Linked DNA regions of Homo sapiens: regions 1 and 2 are each linked to region 3. A link is a loop called in an ENCODE intact Hi-C map of the cell type or tissue named here. Cell type or tissue: endothelial cell of umbilical vein. All regions are shown on one strand. Links, peaks and the distances in the headings refer to the core of each region. The heading gives the core; the rest is flanking DNA.

Evidence for each region. Peaks named below come from ENCODE experiments on the same cell type or tissue, not always from the same donor. Only the 100,000 strongest peaks of a DNase experiment are listed, where the experiment ranks them.
Region 1: a loop joins it to region 3, with 9 times the contacts of the local background. A loop is called at or near these places in 93 of 110 quality-filtered maps.
Region 2: it touches region 3 in a loop (7-fold over the local background); 93 of 110 quality-filtered maps call a loop at or near these places.

What each region holds. Positions count from the first base shown.
Region 1 is chr12:12,323,561-12,330,653 of GRCh38, forward strand. It overlaps MANSC1 (MANSC domain containing 1), which reads right to left. Exons shown (of 4, transcript NM_018050.4): 4 at 2,496-7,093. The coding sequence ends at 6,467. Among named protein-coding and RNA genes, the nearest start is that of MANSC1, 23 kb to the right of the region's middle. RefSeq lists an enhancer at 1,747-2,247. In endothelial cell of umbilical vein, for the core only: a CTCF peak has its summit at 4,437 (motif pointing left); a DNase peak (open chromatin) is centred at 4,391; H3K27ac peaks cover 389 bases.
Region 2 is chr12:12,332,072-12,339,164 of GRCh38, forward strand. MANSC1 (MANSC domain containing 1) reads right to left here. Exons shown (of 4, transcript NM_018050.4): 3 at 6,349-6,489. It also overlaps the pseudogene RPL23AP66. Among named protein-coding and RNA genes, the nearest start is that of MANSC1, 15 kb to the right of the region's middle. In endothelial cell of umbilical vein, for the core only: a CTCF peak has its summit at 2,507 (motif pointing left); DNase peaks (open chromatin) are centred at 1,610 and 2,430; H3K27ac peaks cover 645 bases.
Region 3 is chr12:12,077,854-12,084,946 of GRCh38, forward strand. It overlaps BCL2L14 (BCL2 like 14), which reads left to right. Exons shown (of 6, transcript NM_138723.2): 2 at 1,446-1,885. The coding sequence starts at 1,453. Among named protein-coding and RNA genes, the nearest start is that of BCL2L14, 10 kb to the left of the region's middle. RefSeq lists a silencer at 3,982-4,276. In endothelial cell of umbilical vein, for the core only: a CTCF peak has its summit at 4,103; a DNase peak (open chromatin) is centred at 4,218; H3K27ac peaks cover 541 bases.

The DNA of each region.
Region 1 (7,093 bases), core at 1,998-6,997, 250 kb after region 3:
CATTACTGCCCATTGCTGAAAGAAATGACCTTCAATGAACGGGTTATAAAATTCACTCATGATCACTTATTGAATGCCTATGTGCCAGACACACTGTTAAGCATGATGGAATCAGAGAAATGTTGCTGTCTAACGTATCCCAGTCTAGTGGGGTAATATATAACCTGATACATTATGATTCCATGGAAGTGTTTCACTAATGGTATAAATCACGAGCTGTGTCAGAAACCCAGGAGGAATTGATACGTCTCCCGGGAGAGTGTGGGGAGACTCTGGTGGAGGTGACGTGTGATCGTGGTCTTGAAGGATGAGCGGAAATTTGCCAAGTGAACAAGGGGGAAAGGAATTTACAAGTAGAGGGAAGAGGATGGCTCGTCAAAGTGTCTGGCAATACTGAGAAATGTTGAAAAGGGTGGTGTAGCTACAGCCCAGGTTTCACGGGACAGAGGTAGCTGCAGTGTGGTTAGGTTGGGGCTAGTGCATGGGGAGCCTTGGTACACCTGCCACGTGCAACTGGTAATCATCCCTAGAGGTACTGGGAGCACAGAGTGTCATGCGTGGAGTTACATGTACTGTGTGCTGTGCTTTTAATGTAACTTGAAGTCGTAAGGAGGGAATATATGATGTGGGAGCAGAGCAAGGAGAAGCAAGTTAGGGAGACCAAACAGGAGGCAGCAGTGGGGACGGCTGACTTTGAGAGGCGTCTTTGAAAGACAATAGGTAATATTTGGTAGACATTGGATGTGGAGGCTGAGGCAGCAGGAGAAACAGAGTATGACTTTGAAGTTGCTCAATACAGGAGATACTGGGTGGCTGGCGGTACTATTAACCCAGATGACAGGACACGGAAACAGGATGGGTTCTCTGCTCCGGCGTGTCCCTGAGGAGTCACTCTTAACTTTGGTACAGGTGATCAGCAACTGGGAAAGTGTATGAAGCCCACTCCAGAATGAGACCACTGACCTCTTCATTTCCATGCTTTCGGCTCAAGGTATCATTCGGCTCAACACCATTTAAAAGCTATCTAGGCTGGGTGTAGTGGCTCACACCTGTAATCCCAGCACTTTGGGAGGCCGAGGCGGGTGGATCACTTGAGGTCAGGAGTTCAAGACCAGCCTGGCCAACATGGTGAAACCCCATCTCTACAAAAAAATTAAAAAATTAGCTGGGTGTGGTGGTGGGTGCCTGTAATCCCAGCTACTTGGGAGTCTGAGGCAGGAGAATTGCTTGAACCCGGGAGGCAGAGGTTGCAGTGAGCTGAGATCGTGCCACTGCACTCCAGCCTGGGTGACAGAGCAAGATGCCGTCTAAAAACCAAAATAAAAAGCTATCTAGGGGCAGGCTTATGCCTGTAATCTCGACACTTTGGGAGGCTGAGGCGGGCAGATCACCTGAGGTCTGGAGTTCAAGACCAGCCTGGCCAACATGGTGAAACCCCATCTCCTTTACTAAAAATACAAAATTAGCTGGCCATGGTAGTGCACACCCATAATCCCAGCTACTCAGGAGGCTGAGGCAGGAGAATCGCTTGAACCCAGGAGCAGAGGTTGCAATGAGCCAAGATCATGCCATTGCACTCCAGCCTGGGCGACAAGAGAAAACTCTGTCTCTAAATAAATAAATAAAAATAAAAGCTATTTAGGGCCAGGCATGGTGGCTCATGCCTGTAATCCCAGCACTTCAGAAGGCTGAAATGGGCAGATTGCTTGAGTCCAGGGGTTTGAGACCAGCCTGGCCAACATGGCAAAACCCTGTATCTACAAAAATACAAAAATTAGCTGGGCGTGGTGGCACATGCCTGTAGTCCCAGCTACTTGGGGGGCTGAGGCAGGAGGATTACTTGAGCCCGAGAGTTGGAGGCTGCAGTAAGCTGTGTTTGCGCCACTACACTCCAGCCTGGGTGACAAAGCAAAATTGTCTCAAACAACAACAACAAAAACAACAACAAAAAGCTTTCTAGAACATTTCCAATCTAGTGCAAACCTCTTTTTGGTTACACCGTGTATCATTCCAGTTATAAGAATGTAAAAAGTGGCAACTCCGGAGCCAGGCTATCTGGGCAAGTGACCTCTGGAAAGGCCCTTAAACTTCGCTGTGTCTCAGTTTCCTTATCTACAGAATAAGGATTAAAATTATTCAAAAGGTTGTTGTGGAATTGAAATGAGTTAGTATATGTAAAAGTGAATCTGGCGCATAGTGTAAGTACTTTCTTTTGTGGAGTCTTGCTCTGTCGCTCAGGCTGGAGTGCAGGGGTGCAATCTTGGCTCACTACAAACTCTGCCCCCGCCACGCCCAGCTAATTTTTGTATTTTTAGTAGAGATGGGGTTTCGTCATGTTGGCCAGGCTGGTTTCGAACTCCTGACCTCAGGTGATCCACCCGCCTCGGCCTCCCAAAGTGCTGGGATTACAGGCGTGAGCCACTGTGCCCGGCCCATAGTGTAAGTACTTTCTAAGTGTTTGCTATCAATAAGTAATAAATCATAGAATACTCGACTGAAAGTGGTACAAATATTAGAGATTTATTATTACAGAACAAGATGGAAGTTGGCAGTTCCAGGGTTTGTCCTGTCAATTAACCAAGGCATCCCGGAGACTGGACTCTTCCTGTACCCACTGCCACGCTCAGTGTGGCAGTGCCTTCTCCCCTCATCATGGCAGGGAGGCCACCACAGCTCCAACAACCAAGTCTTCACATGGTCAGCATCCCAAGCATGAAATAAGGGGATGTGGTTAGAAAGGGCTTTTCTCCTTGTGCAGCCTTCCCTTTACAAGCAAGAAAATCTCTCCTAGAAGTCCCTAGTAGGTTTCCTTTCAGCTAAAACTTGGGTCACAGGCCCATCCCTGAACCTGGCACTTCCAACCTGTAACAAATGAGGCAGAAGTGGGACTAGGGCTGGCTGCTGGGCAGCTGACCGGTAGTGCCCACCACAGTCTGGGAGCCAAAGAGTTCCAAAAGTTCCTCACTCAGGCCAGGGGTAATTGAGAAACAGGCACATAACAGTATTCATCCAGGAGTCCTCAGGTTTTTTAAGAGTTTTTTAGTTTTTTTTTTGTTGTTGTTGTTTTGTTTTTTTTTTTGAGATGGGCTCTCGTTCTGTCGCCCAGGCTGGAGTGCAGTGGCGTGATCATGGCTCACTGCAGCCTCGACCTCCTGGGCTCAAGTGATCCTCCCACCTCAGTCTCCCAAAGGGCTGAGATTACAGATGTGAGCCACTATGTGCCTGGCTAAGAGTAGCTTATTTTTATTTTATTTTATTTTATTTTTTTGAGATAGAGTCTTGCTCTGTCGCCTAGGCTGGAGTGCAATGGAGCGATCTTGGCTCACTGCAACCGCCCCCTCCCGGCCTCAAGCAATTATCCTACCTCAGCCTCCCAAGTAGCTGGGATTACAGGTGTCTGCCACCATGCCTGGCTAATTTTTGTATTTCTGTAGAGATGGGGTTTCACCATGTTGGCCAGGCTGGTCTAGAACTCCTGACCTCAGGTGATCCACCCACCTTGGACTCCCAAAGTGCTGGGATTACAGGCGTGAGCCACCACGCCTGGCCAAGAGTAGCTTTTTAACCTAGGTCAGTATCGTGTTGGTAAAATACGGAGAGAGGATGTTTGAGCAGAAGGACCTACCTCATCTTCTCACCTGTTCTAGGCTGCTACCTTCTCTTTCTACAAACCAAAGGAGGGGGCTCATAACTCAATGGGCCTTGTGGGAAAGGCTAACCAGACTAGTCACTGCTGAATTCCTCTAAGGGATTCCCCTACCCTGACTGCCCTTGCCACAGTTGCACCCACCATCCTAGGGGCAGTAAGTAGAGAGAGCTGTGTGAGAAGAGCACTCTTTCCACTCCAGATGTCCCCTACAACCTATATCCTCACGGCCACTAACAGTTTGGGCCCGTAGCATCACTCATCTGGACCGCTCCCATGTGGTCTCCCCATCACAACAAAGACTGCAGCAAGGTGGACAGAGAACTCCAAGAGAGCCAGGAAAATACCTTTATAAACCATCACAGAAAGCCTGATTTCCACTCGCTAAATCCATTAATAAAGAGAGGAGAAATTTTAAAATTCCAAGGCACCTGGTTACTAATCTGATTCTGGCCTACATGTGGATATTCAATAAATACTTGTTAAGTTAAATTGACTCAAGGTTTTATTTATTCAGCCTACTTAAAGCTTATGTAAACCCCTTGGAGATTTGTGTCAAGCTGTTAAGTTGGAAAATATAAGAAAAGTAGTATTTTCAATAGACCAGCTTTCCTCTTAATGTACTTTATGAACTTAGTGTAAACCAGGGAAATGGGGGAGGGGTACCAGAAGAGCAGAGGGGAAGGAGGTGAGGAGGAAGGAAGAGGTGAGGAGGAAGGAGAAGAAAAGCCTTTTCTGTCATTTCCTGCATTTGTCTTAATTGCTGTACTTATTAACCAGCTACTGCCCTCTAGTGCTCACTGTATTAAGTTCGCATCTGAATTCCATTTTTATCTTTAAAAACTCTGGTGACACTTGGAAGGGATCAAATTTCCTGTTTTGCAGATAAGCAAATTGAAGTCCAGAGGAAAGAGGTATCAAACTGACCCAGGGGACTTCTGGACTCTTTGTTACCTCACCTATAACTTGTCTGGAAAACTTTATTAAAAGCCTTTCTCAGAAATTTTAATTGGTAACCAGTAAAAATTGTAGCATCATGTTAGTGCTAGTTATTATTATTATTATTTTTGAGACGGAGTCTGGCTCTGTTGCCCAGGCTGGAGCGCAATGGTGCAATCTGGCTCACCGCAACCTCCGCCTCCTGGATTCAAACTACTCTCCTGCCTCAGCCTCCCAAGTAGCTGGAACTACAGGCGCCCGCCACCACGCCCGGCTAATTTTTTGTATTTTTAGTAGAGGCGGGGTTTCACCGTGTTAGCCAGGATGGTCTCGATCTCCTGACCTCGTGATTTGCCCATCTCGGCCTCCCAAAGTGCTGGGATTACAGGCGTGAGCCACCGCGCCTGGCCTGTGCTAGTTATTATTTCCAATGTTGTTCTAAATTAAGCTTAGACTGATTGCTGGTCAATTTAAGTAAGGATATAAAATAATAGTGGTACATTTTTAACTTAGTACAAGTTTAGAAAATGTCTATAATACTTCTTTAAAAAGTTAACTAGAGGCCGGGCACGGTGGCTCACGCCTGTAATCCCAGCACTTTGGGAGGCCGAGGCGGGCGGATCACAAGGTCAGGAGATCGAGACCATCCTGACTAACACAGTGAAACCCCGTCTTTACTAAAAATATAAAAAATTAGCTGGGCGTGTTGGCGGGCGCCTGTAGTCCCAGCTACTTGGGAGGCTGAGGCAGGAGAATGGCGGGAACCCAGGAGGCGGAGCTGGCAGTGAGCCGAGATCGCGCCACTGCACTCTAGCCTGGGTGACAGAGCAAGACTCTGTCACACACACACACACACACACACACACACACACACACACACAAGTTAACTAGAACAGATCCCAAGTGGATATGGCCATTTATCAGAACTGACTTATCATTGTCTCCATGTGGGCTAACATTCCGCTAGATTCTCCCAAGTGAAGCTCTTTGCTCACTGATGGGAAAAAGGGGGGGTTGTCATTTTAACGTGGAACGCATATTTTCACCACATAATCATTTTGCTAGTGGAAATAAATGGAAAGTTATCCAGCTGGACATGCTACTTATGAGAACACTACTGAGTAACAAAAGATTTATTCAAATATTTAATTGGAAGGAACTACATCTGGAATAAGTTTTAAAGGAATCCATATAAAAAGAAAAGCAAATCCATTAGAAATTGATATAAACAGTTGATTTTATCTGGAACCAAGAATGTGAATGAATTGGAACCTAGATGTCCTAACCTGTTTCTTTGCATAAAAGCCAGTTGAATTTTGAAATTTATATGGCAATTATACTTTATTACTTTACATAGAGCTTTGTTTTTAGCTAATATTTTAGAGACAGATTACCCAAAATTACCTAATTTGGTTCCCACTTCATTCCTTCTCAAAAACCAAACATAAAACAGAAGGGGGCCAGCTGTGGTGGCTCATGCCTGTAATCCCAGCACTTTGGGAGGCCGAGGAGGGTGGATCACTAGGTCAGGAGTTTGAGACCAGCCTGACCAACATGGTGAAACCCCGTCTCTACTAAAAATACAAAAATCACCCAGGTGTGGTGGCACATGCCTGTAATCCCAGATACTTAGGAGGCTGAGGCAGGAGAATCGCTTGAACCCAGGAGACGGAGGTTGCGGTGAGAGCCGAGATCGTGCTACTGCACTCCAGCCTGGGCAACAAAGCAAGACTCTGTCTCCAAAAAAAAAAAAGGAAAGCAGAAGGGGGCATTTTCCTGTCTTCAAAATACAACCTCCTGCTAAGACTAGCAAGTCAGCAGAAACTCATTGCATTTGGGCTTCTGGTTACTAAATGAATTAAGAGACACCGAGTTCCATCCTTAGATGTCCACATAGATCCCATTGATCAAATAATCCAGTCTTGAGTAACGTTTCCTGCGGAGTGATTCCGAGAGGATTCTACCCAGGAGGACGAGGCCTATCACCAGGAACAGGACACCAAAGAGCAGGGACCCGATAAGAAGCCATTTTTCAAATGGAAGGCCGTACTGATTTTCTGGAACACTGCCCTGGGAGGAACTGCCTGGACTGGCCTCCCTACCTTCCCAGGAAGCAGTTTTATTCATAGTGGAAGACTCCACATTTGACATAGAAAGTGCAGTAGGGTTATACACATTCCCTGTGTTCAAAGTTAGGTTGGAGATTTCTGTAAACGGTATGGTTTCTAAGCTGCCTTTCGAGTCCGTAGGTGCCTGAAAGGTGGTAGTCAGAACTGCTGTTGTAGCCATTGCTTGGAGTGTAGCCGCAGCCCGTGTAAAAACTGTAGAAATGAGGGTCGTGGGAGGCTGAGAAGTGACAGTGGTTACAGGTGGAGCTGTGGTGGCCAGCTGTGGCTGGGAAGTCCCAGAAGGTGTCACTGAAGCATTGGTGGGTAGAAGGGTGGCGGGCTTTGGAGTAGCCGAGGTGGTATGTGGAGAAGCAACTGCCACCGTAGCTGGGAGCGCACT
Region 2 (7,093 bases), core at 366-5,365, 250 kb after region 3:
ACAGCTCAAACTGGAAAGACCTGTTCAAGCAATCAAGTGCAGGGAATGACCAGGTGAATTGCCATGTATCACTCTGCTGCTAGGCTAACCATCTCACATTAGAACTGCAGAAAACACAAGGAAAGAAGCAGAGGAATGTCCTGGCATTTCTCAGTCCACTCACTCCTGCTCTCTTTTCCTTTTTCTTCCTCAATTCACCTCCATGCCAGTTTCCAAACTGGTCCTCAGTCTCCTCTTTCCTACAGACGGATCCAGAGGCAGCTACGGATTCATGCCATCTCGTGACTACTCTCTAAGCCTTACCCCTCTGAGAGGTTCTTTGCACTGTCACTCTGTCACTTATTCGTCCATCTAGGACAGGGCTCAGCAAACTACGGCCTGATGGACAAATCTGGCCTGCCATCTGTCTTTGTATGACTTGCAAGCTAAGAATGGTTTTTACGTTTTTTAAAATTTTTATTTGTTTTGAGACAGAGTCTCACTCTGTCGCCCAGGCTGGAGTGCAGTGGTATGATCTCGACTCACTGCAACCTCTGCCTTCCAGATTCAGGCGATTCTCCTACCTCTGCCTCCTGAGTAGCTGGGATTACAGGCGCGTGCCACCACACCTGGGTGATTGTTCTATTTTTAGTAGAGGTGAGGTTTCACCATGTTGGCCAAGCTGGTTTCAAACTCCTGACCTCAGGTGATCCACCCCCTTCGGTCTCCCAAAGTGCTGGGATTATAGAGGTGAGCCACCATGCCTGGCCAGTTTTTATATTTCTTTTAATGGCTGAAAAATAATCAAAAGAAAATTGTGTGACACAGGAAAGGTATACAAAATTCAAATTTCTGTATTTCAAAACCTAAAGTACTGGTGTGAAAAGCCTAAAATACTATTTGGCCCTTGGCAGAAAAAGTTGGTGGACATCTGCTCTAGGATATAGTATTCTACTCTAAAGTAGAATTTGGGTCAAATGAAATATATTTGAAAATATATATATATATATTTTTGAGACAGGGTCTTGCTCTGTCACCCAGGCTGGAGTGCAGTGGCACAAACACAGCTCACTGCAGCCTCAACCTCCTGGGTTCAAGCAATCCTCCCACCTCAGCCTCTTGAGCAGCTGGGGCCACAATGCCATGCCACCATGCCCAGCTAATTTTTGTATTTTTTGTAGAGACAGAATTTTGCCATGTTGCCCAGGCTGGTCTTGAACTCCTGGAATCAAGCAATCCGCCCACCTCAGCCTCCCAAAGTGCTGGAATTACAGGTGTGAGCCATCATACTTGGCCTATAATTCATTTTAAAGTTAAAAAAGAAAAAGACTGTTTAAGTAAACACTCTGTGATGTGTGTGAAATCAGAACTTAAATATGGCCATTGACAAGAATGGCCAAAACAGCTGTTTTCTTTCTCAAGCATGCAAGCTCATAAATAAAGCAAAGCTAGGGCCAGTCCCACTTCTTGATAAGATTCCTCTGTTGGCAGAGGTCCTAGAACCACAAAGGGATCCTCCACACCTGCTCCATTCGCCTCACCCACTCATGTTTGCCATTGGGGCATGGTGCTTCCTCTCAGTCACGCAGAGATGAGCCACAAAGGGAGCTGCAAAGCAGCTCAGCGCCCTTAACTCCTCTTTGGAGTTTTATTTTCAAACGACTTCACTGAGTTGAAAAATGAGAGACTGACTATTACTGGGACCCCAGCTGAGCAAACAGACTCCCAATTTATTCTATGTCTGAATTCTCCTATTCTTCCAGTCCTTGGTAAAAATGACATGCCATGAAGCTGCCAACAACAACAATAAAAGATTAAATACCAAACTGCAATGGCTTTAGAGAATGAACAGAATCCACTGTCATCTTTCAAACTCTTGGTCCGTAAATATTAGTCAATGGGATATAGGAAATAGAGGCTGGGCACGGTGGCTCATGCCTGTAATCCCAGCACTTTGAGAGGCCGAGGCAGGATGATTGCTTGAGGCCAGGAGTTTGAGACCAGCCTGGGCAACATACTGAGACCCCCCCATTGCTACAAAACATTTTAAAAAATTAGCCTGGCATGGTGGTGCATTATCTGTAGTCCCAAATACTTGGGAGGCTGAATGGAGAGGACTGCTTGAGCTCAGGAGGTGGAGGCTGCAGTGAGCCATGATCGCGCCGCTGCAGTGAGCCATGATCGCGCCACTGCACTGCAGCCTGGGCAACAGAGTGAGATGCTGCCTTAAAAAAAAAGAAAAAAAAAAAGAGAGAGAGAGACAGAAAAGAAAAAGAAATAGAGTTCTTCCAGAAACAAACCACCAAACAGATAATCTGTATTTAATTTCACTCCAGGCAGGAGGCAGATAATTCATTTTTAATGGGGTAATATGAATTCATCAACATGGACAGATTCATACACAGAATTACAAACACAACTTGCACACATCCTGTAGATATAAACAGTCCTTTGCATACTATGTCCGGGGTTGGTGCCACGTTGCCCCTAGGTGTCCATCAACCTGCTCAGGGGCCGGCAACGCCCCCTGGTGGCTGCCACAAGAACAGTTTAATTCTAATTTCACTTCATTACCTTCACACTCGCCCTAAAAAGATTTATGCACATGCCAAGTTCCCTTTTTTCCGTTCCCATTGGCAAGGAACTTCATCCCATACATGCTCTTTTATATGTGCATTACAAAAGTAACAACACTCCAGAAGTATTAGAAAACAAATTCAGCTGTAATTTCTATCATCGTATCCTAACAACAATTATTTACACAATACTCTGTGCTTCACGCTCCTGTTTGAGAGGATGTTTGACCCATCAGGCTTCCCTGGCACATGAACAAAACTCAGACACAGCCTCAGCTAGGGGGCAAAGCAGTGTCAACACGCAGGCACCCTGGGCAGTATCATTCCCCGAAGCCCCTCATACTTAATGCAGTCAAGAGAGAACCCTAGATTCCACTCCACCTAGATTCCATTCCACAACCCTAAAACTACTCAAGTTTCCCCCAGTGCAGCAAATGGTGTCACCATTCATCTGGATGCTCAAGGCAAAAACTAGGACTTGGCCTTGATGGTTCTTTTTTTCTGGTTCCCCAGACCCACACCACCAGCAAGTCCTGTCAACTCTACTTCGGAATAGCCCATATGTCCACTACTCTCTCCATCTCGCCCGCCACTCCCTGTTTCTTCACCCAGATCTCACCTGCGCCTCCTAACCAGTCTTTCCATTTCCACTTTGCTGCTGTGTCACTGTCCATTCCCAAGAGGGCGGCTACGGTGAGCTTTGAGAAATCACCTTTTTTTTTTCTTCTCCCCGAGACAGAGTCTTGCTCTGTCGTGCAGGCTAGAGTGCAGTGGCGCAATCTCAGCTCACTGCAACCTCTGCCTCCTGGGTTCAAGCAATTCTCCCGCCTCAGCCTCCTGAGTAGCTGGGATTACAGGCACGCACCAGCACACCCGGCTAATTTTTGTATTTTTAGTAGAGACGGGGTTTCACCATGTTGGCCAGGCTGGTCTCGAATTCCTGACGTTGTGATCTGCCCGCCTCAGCCTCCCAAAGTGCTGGGATTACATACATGAGTCAGGAGGTCAGGAATTTGAGACCAGCCTGGCCAACATGGCGAGACCATGTCTACTAAAAATACAAAAATTAGCCAGGCATGGTGATGCTTGCCTGTAGTCCCAGCTACTCAGGAGGCTGAGGCAGGAGAATCACTTGAACTTGGGAGGCAGAGGTGGCACTGAACCGACACTGCATCACTGAACTCCAGCCTGGGTGAAAAGAGTGAGACTCCATCTCAAAAAAAAAATAAAAATAAAACTCCCAACAGCTTCCCACCACACACCTAAAAACTCCCGGCCGGGCACGGAGGCTCATGCCTGTAATCCCAGCACTTTGAGAGGCCGAGGTGGGTGGATTACCCGACATCAGGAGTTCGAGACCAGCCTGGCCAATGTGGTGAAACCCTATCTCTACTAAAAATACAAAAATTAGCCACGTGTAGTGGCATATGCCCCTCCTAAGGCGGAGGTTGCAGTGAGCTGAGATCGCGCCACTGCACTCCACCCTGGGCAACAGAGTGAGACTCTGTCTCAAAAACAACAACAACAAACAAAAAAACTCCCTCCTATGACTTACAAGGTGTTATGTGATCTGGCCCTCCCCACCGTTTTGCATATCACTCTCTGCGTATTTCACAATGAGTCAACCAGCTGGGATTGGAGTGTTGGTTTTTCAAACACTCCAAAGCATTCTGCCTGAGGACCTTGGACTTGGAAGGTCTTCCCCTGATCTCCTCACATCTGGCTCCTCACTATTCAGATCTCAGTTTAGGGGTTACAACTTTACTTACTGATTGTCTATTATACCGTCCTGTCTCAATTCTGTGCATAGCACTTGTGACTATATTTTTCTTGATTATTTATTTATTATGGTTATTGTCTCTCTCCCCTAAAACATAAGTTCCAGAAGGGAGAACCTTGTTTTCCTATTTTTTTTTTAGAGATAGTATCTCACTTTGTCACCCAGGCTAGAGTGTAGTGGCATGAACACAGCTCACTGCAGCTTTGACCTCCTGGTCTCAAGGAATTCTCCTGCCTTGGCCTCCCAAGTAGCTGGGACTACAAGCTCATGCCACCATGCCCGGCTAATTTTTTTAATTTTTTGTGGATATGAGGTCTCATCATGTTGCCCAGGCTGGTCTCTAACTTCTGGGCTCAAGTGATCCTCCCACCTCCCAGAGTGCTGGAATTATAGGCATGAGCTACCACATGGCCAGAACCTTGTTTTTCATGTTTAGTGTTGTTTCCTTAGGGCATAGAAAGTACTTGGCACATAGGAGATGCTAAATAATATTTGTTATTTATTGAACAAATGAACAAGTAGAATATTAAAAATCAAGAGTATGATGATAACTTTCTAAAACTTAAATAAAAGAAAAATTGAAGCTGGGTGTAGTGGCTCACGCCTGTAATCCCAGCACTTTGGGAGGCTAAGGAGGGTGGATCACCTGAGGTCAGGAGGTGAGACCAGCCTGGCCCACATGGTGAAACCCCATCTCTACTAAAAATACAAAAAAAAAAAAATAGCTGGGCATGGTAGTGGGTGCCTGTAACCCCAGCTACTTGGGAGGCTGAGGCATGAGAATTGCTTGAAGCCAGGAGGTGGTGGTTGCAGTGAGCTGAGATCGCACCACTGCACTCCAGCCTGGGCGACAGAGTGAGACTCTCTCTCAAAAAACAACAACACTCATGCCTGTAATCCCAGCACTTTGGGAGGCCAAGGCAGGCGGATCACGAGGTCAGGAGATTGAGACCATCCTGGCTAACACGGTGAAACCCCATCTCTACTAAAAGTACAAAAACAAAATTAGCCGGGCGTGGTGGCGGGCACCTGTAGTCCCAGTTACTCAGGAGGCTGAGGCGGGAGAATGGCCTGAACCCGGGAGGCGGAGCTTGCAGTGAGCCGAGATCGCACCACTGCACTCCATCCTGGGCAACAGAGTGAGACTCCATCTCGGAAAAAGCAAACAAACAAGCAACAACAACAACAAACCCCACTAAATTCTGTAATTCTGATTTTATGCAAATACTGTCTATGAAGGGTCCACAGAATTACCTAAGCAACATTAATTTGTTTTCACCTTTTTTATATGGATAATCTCAAAAAAAAGAAAAATTGATACTGAAACCACTTCAACTTGAAAAATTAACAAGCCAAAGTCTCAGCAAAACATATCCCAGGAATTATATTAATTTTTTTGCTATTTATTTTCCATTCTGAATTAATATGTAAGTTCCATGAACATGGAGATTGTAGTTCTAGTGCTTTGGACAGAATCTGGCACATGGTAAATGTTTAATAAATATTTCTTGAATGAATTTCCTTTCCAGTCTAGACAATAAAATCCAGTGAGTTTGATTTCAGACGAGATTGGGTGCGTTCAGGGTGGTATGGCCATAAAAAGTTTGATTTCAGATAATGTGATTATAATGGGAACTTAATAACAAATATACTAGAACTTTCTATATTAACACAAGTCTTCACCCTTTCAAAACAATCACCCTGGAGACCTGTATACTTATTCCAGTGTTGCCGACCTTGTTCTAAAGAGGTGCTTCAAAAACGTTTCATACAAGGTTTGTGTGTCTTTTATCTCATGAAGGTAAAAACAGAAACAAACCAGAACAAATACTACCATGGCTTTCATTGGAAATCAAATTTTGGTTTAATAAATTGAATTTCCAGTCATGAGATTTTCTGATATGTCTGGTACCCCTTCTGGTAGTTTTATTTAGACTCTTGTAGAAAATCTTTCACATGAACCAGTCTTAAATTATTCCAATCACAAAAGAAAAAGTATAATGCTTTCATTACCTGTAATTATCCTGTAACTCATAAGTCCTTTTGCTGGTTTCAATGGACAGGCTTCCTCGTTGGGACAGAAAAATAGGTAGCAGTTGGGTTGTCTAGCTGTTTTTCGAGTGTCGAAGATCATCAAGTTACATGCTTTGTCCCCTGCAATGAAAGGTTTCATAAGCATGATTTTGAAATGCGATTTTCTAAAGAGTAGGGCAAGTAGGAAAAACTTCACTTATTATGGAGTCCAACACAAACACCTTTGTTCATTTTGTTCACTTGCTTGCTGACCGCTGAATCATTTCCTTTTCCTTAGCTTAGTTGCTTAAGGCAATTTTAAAAAACATTGGGTTTAGCTTTTTTTTTTTCACAAGGTGGCACCGAAGGCGAAGAAGGAAGCTCCTGTCCCTCCTAAAGTCAAAGCCAAAGCAAAGTCTTTAAAGGCCAAGAAGGCAGGGCTGAAAGGCATCCACAACCACACACACACAAACACACACACACACACACACACACACACCCCTAAGACCTGCATGTCACTTACCTCCAGCAGCTCAAGACACTGTGGCTCCAGAGGCAGCCCGAGTATCCCGGGAAGAGTGCTCCCACATGTTTGACCACTCTGCCATCATCAAGCCCTGACTACTGATGTGCTATGAAGATAGAAGACAACCACACACTGGTGTTCACTGTGGATGCCAGGGCCGGCAAGCACCAAAGAGGCTGTGAAGAGGCTCTCTGACACTGATGTGGCCAAGGTTACACC
Region 3 (7,093 bases), core at 1,137-6,136:
ATCTGAGCTTTCTCGCATCTGAGACTAAAAGGAAAATGTAGTCCTTAACAGACAGCAGAAGGAAACAGATTATTAGCAAAAAGAACTGCTTTCCTAGCAGGAAACCAGAGAAGGAGTTATTTCATGTAAGCTCAAGCAAAGGAAATTGAACAAAATCAGTTCTTTATCTATCCTGTTATTCGTATGGAAATAAAGAAGAAATGCTTGCATCCTGTTGTTTTAGTGCTTGTACTGATCTTTTTCAAACATGCCTGTGATCACATCACTCTCTACTCAAAACTTTGAACAGCTCTCCATTGCCTCCATCAGTGTGTTTCAAATTCGTAAAAAGTAAAATAAAATAACAGGATGCTTTTTTCAGATGAAATCTTACATGGCATACCAAATATAGCAAGAAAAAAGAAAGAGAGAGAGAGAGGAGAGAGAAGCCGGGACAAGCTAAAGCAGAGGGTAGAGGGAGAAGGAACCGAGGAAGGGAAGGGTCAGGTCCCAGGCATTTCTCTTCCCTGAATTGGCCTCCCTCTTTTGCCACCTCCCCAGCAAGACCTTTAACTCCACAGTCCACAGCTCATTTTGAAATGTACTGATCAACGTGAGAAAATGCGAAGCTTCAGCCTGATAGTCAAAGACCACCATAATCTGGACCCAAGTGCTAGTTCACTTATTTTCCCTCCACTATTTTCAAGCCCTGGCTATTTGCAAACTGCATACGTATGCTGTCCCAGTTCTCTCACCACTCTTCAAACACATTCTGAATTCACCTATAATCTCCCCTCTGCCCGCCCTGTTGTAGCCCCAATATCCACCCACCTGTCTAACTCCTTCTAGCTTTCCAAAAGCTTTCACTTGCCTCTTTCTTTGAAGCTCACCTATCCCTGCCTTCTAACCTGGCTATCTGCATCTCTGTTAGACCTCTTACTTAGTTCATTAGTTCATTCTCTCTCTGTTGTTTTTTGTTTTTTGAGACGGAGTCTCACTCTGTCGCCAGGCTGGAGTGCAGTGGCGCAATCTCAGCTCACTACAACCCCCGACTCCTGGGTTCAAGCGATTCTTCTGCCGCAGCCTCCCAAGTAGCCGGGTCTACAGGCGTGCGCCACCATGCCTGGCTAATTTTTGTATCTTTAGTAGAGACGGGCTTTCACTGTATAGGCCAGGCTGGTCTTGAACTCCTGACCTCATGATCTGCCCGCCTTGGCCTCCCAAAGTTTTGGGATTACAGGCGTGAGCCACCGCACCCGGCAGTTCATTTTCTTTATGTGGAGTTATCTATGGCCATGTCTCTCTTCCCACCCTAGTAAGACTGTGGCTTTTCCCTCTCTACCCTCCAGCACAAACACAATAGATGTTCAATAAATGTTTCCTGAGTTTTCACCCCTGTCTCTCCTAACCTGCAAAGGGTAAGTGGCCCTGCATAGAAGGGCACAGTGTGGACTTTGTTGTTACAGGCCCAACATGTGTAGCACCAGTGGGTGTGACCTGGAAGAAATCCCCCTAGATGATGATGACCTAAACACCATAGAATTCAAAATCCTCGCCTACTACACCAGACATCATGTCTTCAAGAGCACCCCTGCTCTCTTCTCACCAAAGCTGCTGAGAACAAGAAGTTTGTCCCAGAGGGGCCTGGGGAATTGTTCAGCAAATGAGTCATGGACAGAGGTGTCATGGCCTTGCAGAAATTCCCAATCCAGTGAGAAGGCCATAAACCTTGGCAAGAAAAAGTCTTCTTGGAAAGCATTCTTTGGAGTAGTGGAGAAGGAAGATTCGCAGAGCACGCCTGCCAAGGTCTCTGCTCAGGGTCAAAGGACGTTGGAATACCAAGATTCGCACAGCCAGCAGTGGTCCAGGTGTCTTTCTAACGTGGAGCAGTGCTTGGAGCATGAAGGTAGGCATCTGGGATTTCTTTCTCTCCCGCTTCCTGGTTTTTCCCTTCTTTGTGTCCAGAGTGGTACATCTCTTCTCATGTTGTAAAGTGGCTTTAGAGAAGGCATGCGTTGTGCCTCAGCTTTCCAACTTATTAGTGTTCAATCATAATTGCCCTGCTTTTCTCAAGACTAAAAGGAGTTGCTGCCTGGGCGCGGTGGCTCACGCCTGTAATCCCAGCACTCTGGGAGGCCAAGGCGGGTGGATCATGAGGTCAGGAGATTGAGACCATCCTGGCTAACACGGTAAAACCCCGTCTCCACTAAAAAATACAAAAAATTAGCCGGGCGTGTTGGCGGGTGCCTGTAGTCCCAGCTACTCGGGAGGCTGAGGCAGGAGAATGGCGTGAACCCAGCAGGCGGAGCTTGCAGTGAGCCAAGATGGCATCACTGCACTCCAGCTTGGGTGACAGAGTGAGACTCCGTCAAAAAAAAAAAAATGACTAAAAGGAAATGATGGAAGTTAAGGGTGCTGGGACTGGTTTTCTTTCTCCACTGTCTATAAATAAGCTTGTTTCCCAAATTCCTAGTCCTCTGTACCAGACACCAATATAAAAGAAGGAGGCTAGGCGCAGTGGCTCATGCCTGTAATTCCAGCACTTTGGAAGGTTGAGGTGGGCAGATCATAAGGTCAGGAGTTCAAGACTAGCCTGGCCAACATAGTGAAAACCCGTCTCTACTAAAGATACAAAAAATTAGCCGGGCATGGTGGCGCATGCTTGTATTCCCAGCTACTCGGGAGGCTGGGGCAAGAGAATCGCTTGAACCTGGGAGGCGGAGGTTGCAGTGAGCCGAGATTGCATCACTGCACTCCAGCCTGAGCTACAGGGTAAGACTTTGTCTCAAAAAAAAAAAAAAAAAAGAACGAGCCCTAACCAGGGGCTTGCTTGGGCTGCCTGGGCCGCTGCTCTTCCTAAGTCAACTCATTCGCTCAGGGCCTCTGTGTTTCCATCTGTACATTGGGTACCCCACTCTCTCCACCTCGTATGGTTGATGGGAAGATCAGAGAGCAAGAGTAAAAGGACTCTTGACAAAGTACAAACCATCCTACAAAAACAACTGAGAAGCATTTAGACAAAATCTTCCCTCAGTTGGACAAAATTAATTGTACTTAATGAAACATTTTCACCAGGCACTGAGGCTCATACCTGTAATCCCAGCACTTTGGGAGGCCAAGGTGGGTGGATCGGTTGAGCTCAGGAGTTCAAGACCAGCCTTAGCAACATGGCAAAACCCTGTCTCTACCAAAAAATACAAAAAAATTAGTCAGACATGGTGGTGCACGCCTGTGGTCCTGGCTACTCGGGAGGCTGAGGTGGGAGGATGGCTTGAGCCTGGGAAGTAGAGGTTGCAGTGAGCCAAGATGATGCCACTGCACTCCAGCCTGGGTGACAGAGTGAGAGCCCATCACGTCGATACTCTCAGCACTGTGGGAAACCAAGGCAGGAGGATCACTTGACACCAAGAGTTTGAGATCAGCCTGGCATCATAGCAAGACCCTGTCTCCATTAAAAAATTAAAATAAAAAAATTAGCGAGGCATGGTGGCACATGCCTGTTGTCCCAGCTACTATGGAGGCTGAGGTGGAAGGATCACTTGAGCTCAGGAGGTCAAGGCTGCAGTGAGCGAAGATCACATCACTGCACCCCAGCTCTGGGTGACATAATGAGACTCTGTCTCCAAAAAAAAAAAAAAAAAGACAGTTGCCCTTCATGCGCACACCTTGGCATAAGCATCTTCTTCCCCTTCAACAAAGCCCAGTGCCCAAAGCCCAGATTTTTTTTTTTTTTTTAAGGTGTTTTAGATGGAGTCTTGCTCTGTCGCCCAGGCTGGAGTGCTGTGGTGTAATCTCGGCTCACTGCAAGCTCCGCCTCCCAGGTTCAAGCAATTCTCCTGCCTCAGCCTCCTGAGTAGCTGGGATCACAGGCGCGCACCACCAGGCCTGGCTAATTTTTGTATTTTTAGTAGAGACAGCGTTTCACCATGTTGGTCAGGCTGGCCTCGAACTCCTGACCTCGTGATCTGCCCACCTTGGGCTCCCGAAGTGCTGGGATTACAAGTGTGAGCCACTGCACCCAGCCGCAAAGCCAGATTTTAAAAGAAAGGCCCCCTCCTGCTGAGTTTCATTGGCCTGGGTAACTTGTCAATAATTAGTCAAGAGGTGGCAGTAATGTCTCAGTTTTTAAATGTGACAGTCCTGGCTTGCTTGGAGAATCAGCCCACTCATAGACAGCTTTAGATCACTCACTATGATCAAGGAAACTCCCTTTTCCCATTAGAGTTTCAGATGTTTAGAACAGTGGGAGTTATGGTCAGGATCATCTGAGGGAACCTCATGGCACAGACAGGATGAGGAAATGGGAGTCCCACAAAAAGGGCTTACCAAGGAAACATCCAGGAAGTAGCAGAGCCTGGACTCACCAGAAGTCCAGGCCTCTCCCTAGACTTGTTTCATTTTTACAGCAAGGCATCTGCTCTCTGAACTCTGCCCAGCTAGGGCAGGTCTAGGGCAAGAGGGAGCGGCCCCCTGTGGTCCTTCCCTCCACATCTGCCTCCCCACCCCTCAGCTGCCCTCACCCAGCCATGGCTTCTTCTGCCGGGGGTGGCATCTGGGCTCTGGGGCAAAGAACAGTTTGGAGGCACCTAAATAGGCTTTTCTACTTGGCCTGTACTGTGGACTTTGCCAGCAGACAGAGAAAGCTTTTACAGACCTTAGTCTTCTGGTTTTTCCTGAGATAAATTGCATTCTGTATTTCAGTATTTACTGGAGTGTCATTTGACATTTTTTTTATTTTCTAAAATTTCAAGAGAAGCTTTTATTTCTTTTTTCAGTAGGGAAAGAAAACTTTTATGTGAGATTGAGAATTAAAGATTACATTCAAAAACACTTAGGTGATGTGTTAATGTGCTGAATAGCTGAATAGTACCTATGGCTGAATAATATTCTCCATAAAAAATGAAAAATGATTACCTCCTAAGAAGGCTTTAAACACATATTTACAGCTTATCTTCCCTTATCACCTTTCTCCTCACGCTTGCATTTAGTCAGTTAATTGTGTGTTTTTTACTTGTGTTACTTGTGTCGGTTTTACATTGAGCGTGATCCAAGAGAGCCTCACATTCTATTTCTATTTTGCCACATACAAATCAGGCCTTGCAAATTTGGTTTCTCCTGGGTTCTTTTTTGTTTGTTTGTTTGTTGTTTTTGAGACAGAGTCTTGCTCTGTCACCCAGGCTGGAGTGCAGTGGCCTGATCTCGGCTCACTGCAACCTCTGCCTCCTGGGTTCACACCATTCTCCTGCCTCAGCCTCCCGAGTAGCTGGGACTACGGGCGCCCACCACCACGCCCGGCTAATTTTTTGTATTTTTAGTAGAGACAGGGTTTCATCGTGTTAGCCAGGATGGTCTCGATCTCCTGGCCTCGTGATCTGTCCGCCTCAGCCTCCCAAAGTGCTGGGATTACAGGCGTGAGCCACCGTGCCTGGCCTCACCTGGGTTATTTTAACTGTAAGTCACTATGTAGCCTTGTACAGCCACTGCCAGGCCTCAGTACCGGGCTTACATGGGAACTGTGAGATTATGTCCCAAGACCAAACTCTGTTAGGAAGAGGCCTCAGGATGCAGAGAAATGGACAATAACACCAGTTTTAAAGACTACCAACCCAGGCTCTTTCACTTGTGAATCTTTTGTTTCTCCATAGCTACGATTTGCTCACGTGGAATGTTATAGTTAAGGTGAGGTTCAGCGATATACAGTGGAACACTCAAATACCCATGGCTTAAATAATATACAGGTTTGCTTTTCTCTCCTTTAAAAGAGGACAAAAGTTTGGCAGCTCAGGCATGATATGACAGCTCCACAAAGTTATTAAGAATTTCTGGGAATGGCCAGGCAGGGTGGCTCATGCCTATAATCCCAGCCCTTTGGGAGTCTGAGGTGGGCAGATCACTTGAGCCAAAGAGTTTGAGACCAGCCTGAGCAACATGACAAAACCCCGTCTCTATTAAAAAAAATACAAAAATTAGCCAGGCGCCATGGTGCGCGCCTGCAGTCTCAGCTACTCGAGAGGCTGAAGGAGGAGAATCACTTGAGCCTGGGAGGCGCAGGTTGCACTGAGCTGAGATCACACCATTGCACTCCAGCTTGGATGACGGGGTGAAAAAAAGAATTCCTGGGAATTCTGCCATCCCTCAGCTCGTGGCTTCCACCTCAAAGTCACCTTATATTCTAAAGGTGGCTGTTGGGGCTTCACCCATCATGTCTACATCTCAGGCAAGAATAAAAAGGAAGCAAAGGAAGGGCAAAGGGTGCCTTCTTTCTAGGTAATTCAGCTCCCTTTTATTTTATTATTATTTTTTAATCTTTTGTAAAGATGGGGTCTGTGTTACCCAGGCTGGTCTCGAACTCCTGGCCTAAAATGATGGCCTCGCCTTGGCCTCCCAAAATGCTGGGATTACGGGCGTGAGCCACCGCACCCAGCCTTAGCTCCCTTTTCGAGAGCTTTCTTGAAACTGCCCCCAGCTTCTGACATCTCATTGGCCCTTCCCTACTGCAAGGGAGCCCAGGGAATATAGTTTGTTCAGCTGGGTTCATTGCTGCCCCTCACATTTTAGAGGTCTGTTACTAAGGAAGAAGAAGAAAGTGGATACTGAGTGGGAAAGAGCAGTCCATAAGGAAGTCACACCCCAACCCCCTGCCCTTTCTCTTTAAAACAAATGCCTCAGACCACAGGCGAAATGGGACCTTCCGACCCTGTTGGCCTGCTCTTCCTGGCGCCACGATGACCCCCAAAACAGACTCCAAGGAACAGACAGCCTTTCTGTCTTCTCCCCACCCCATCCAGTGTTCCCTCGCCTATCAGACAGGACCAAGTCTGACAAGGATATAATCTTTTCTTTTTCATGTTTTAAAATTAAAATATCCAAGATGGGAATTTTAACTAGAGCTAGTGCATCTGTGGGAACATGTTTGCTTATAGTTTCTCCTGGACATGTCTCACTCCATGTCCACAAACCCACAGAAATCAATACCCTGCTGTAACCCCAGCACTTTGGGAGGCTGAGGCAGGAGGATCACCTGAGGTCAAGAGTTCAAGACCAGCCTGGCCAACATGGCAAAACCCTGTCTCTACTGAAAATATACAAAAATTAGCTGGACGTAGTGGCGGGA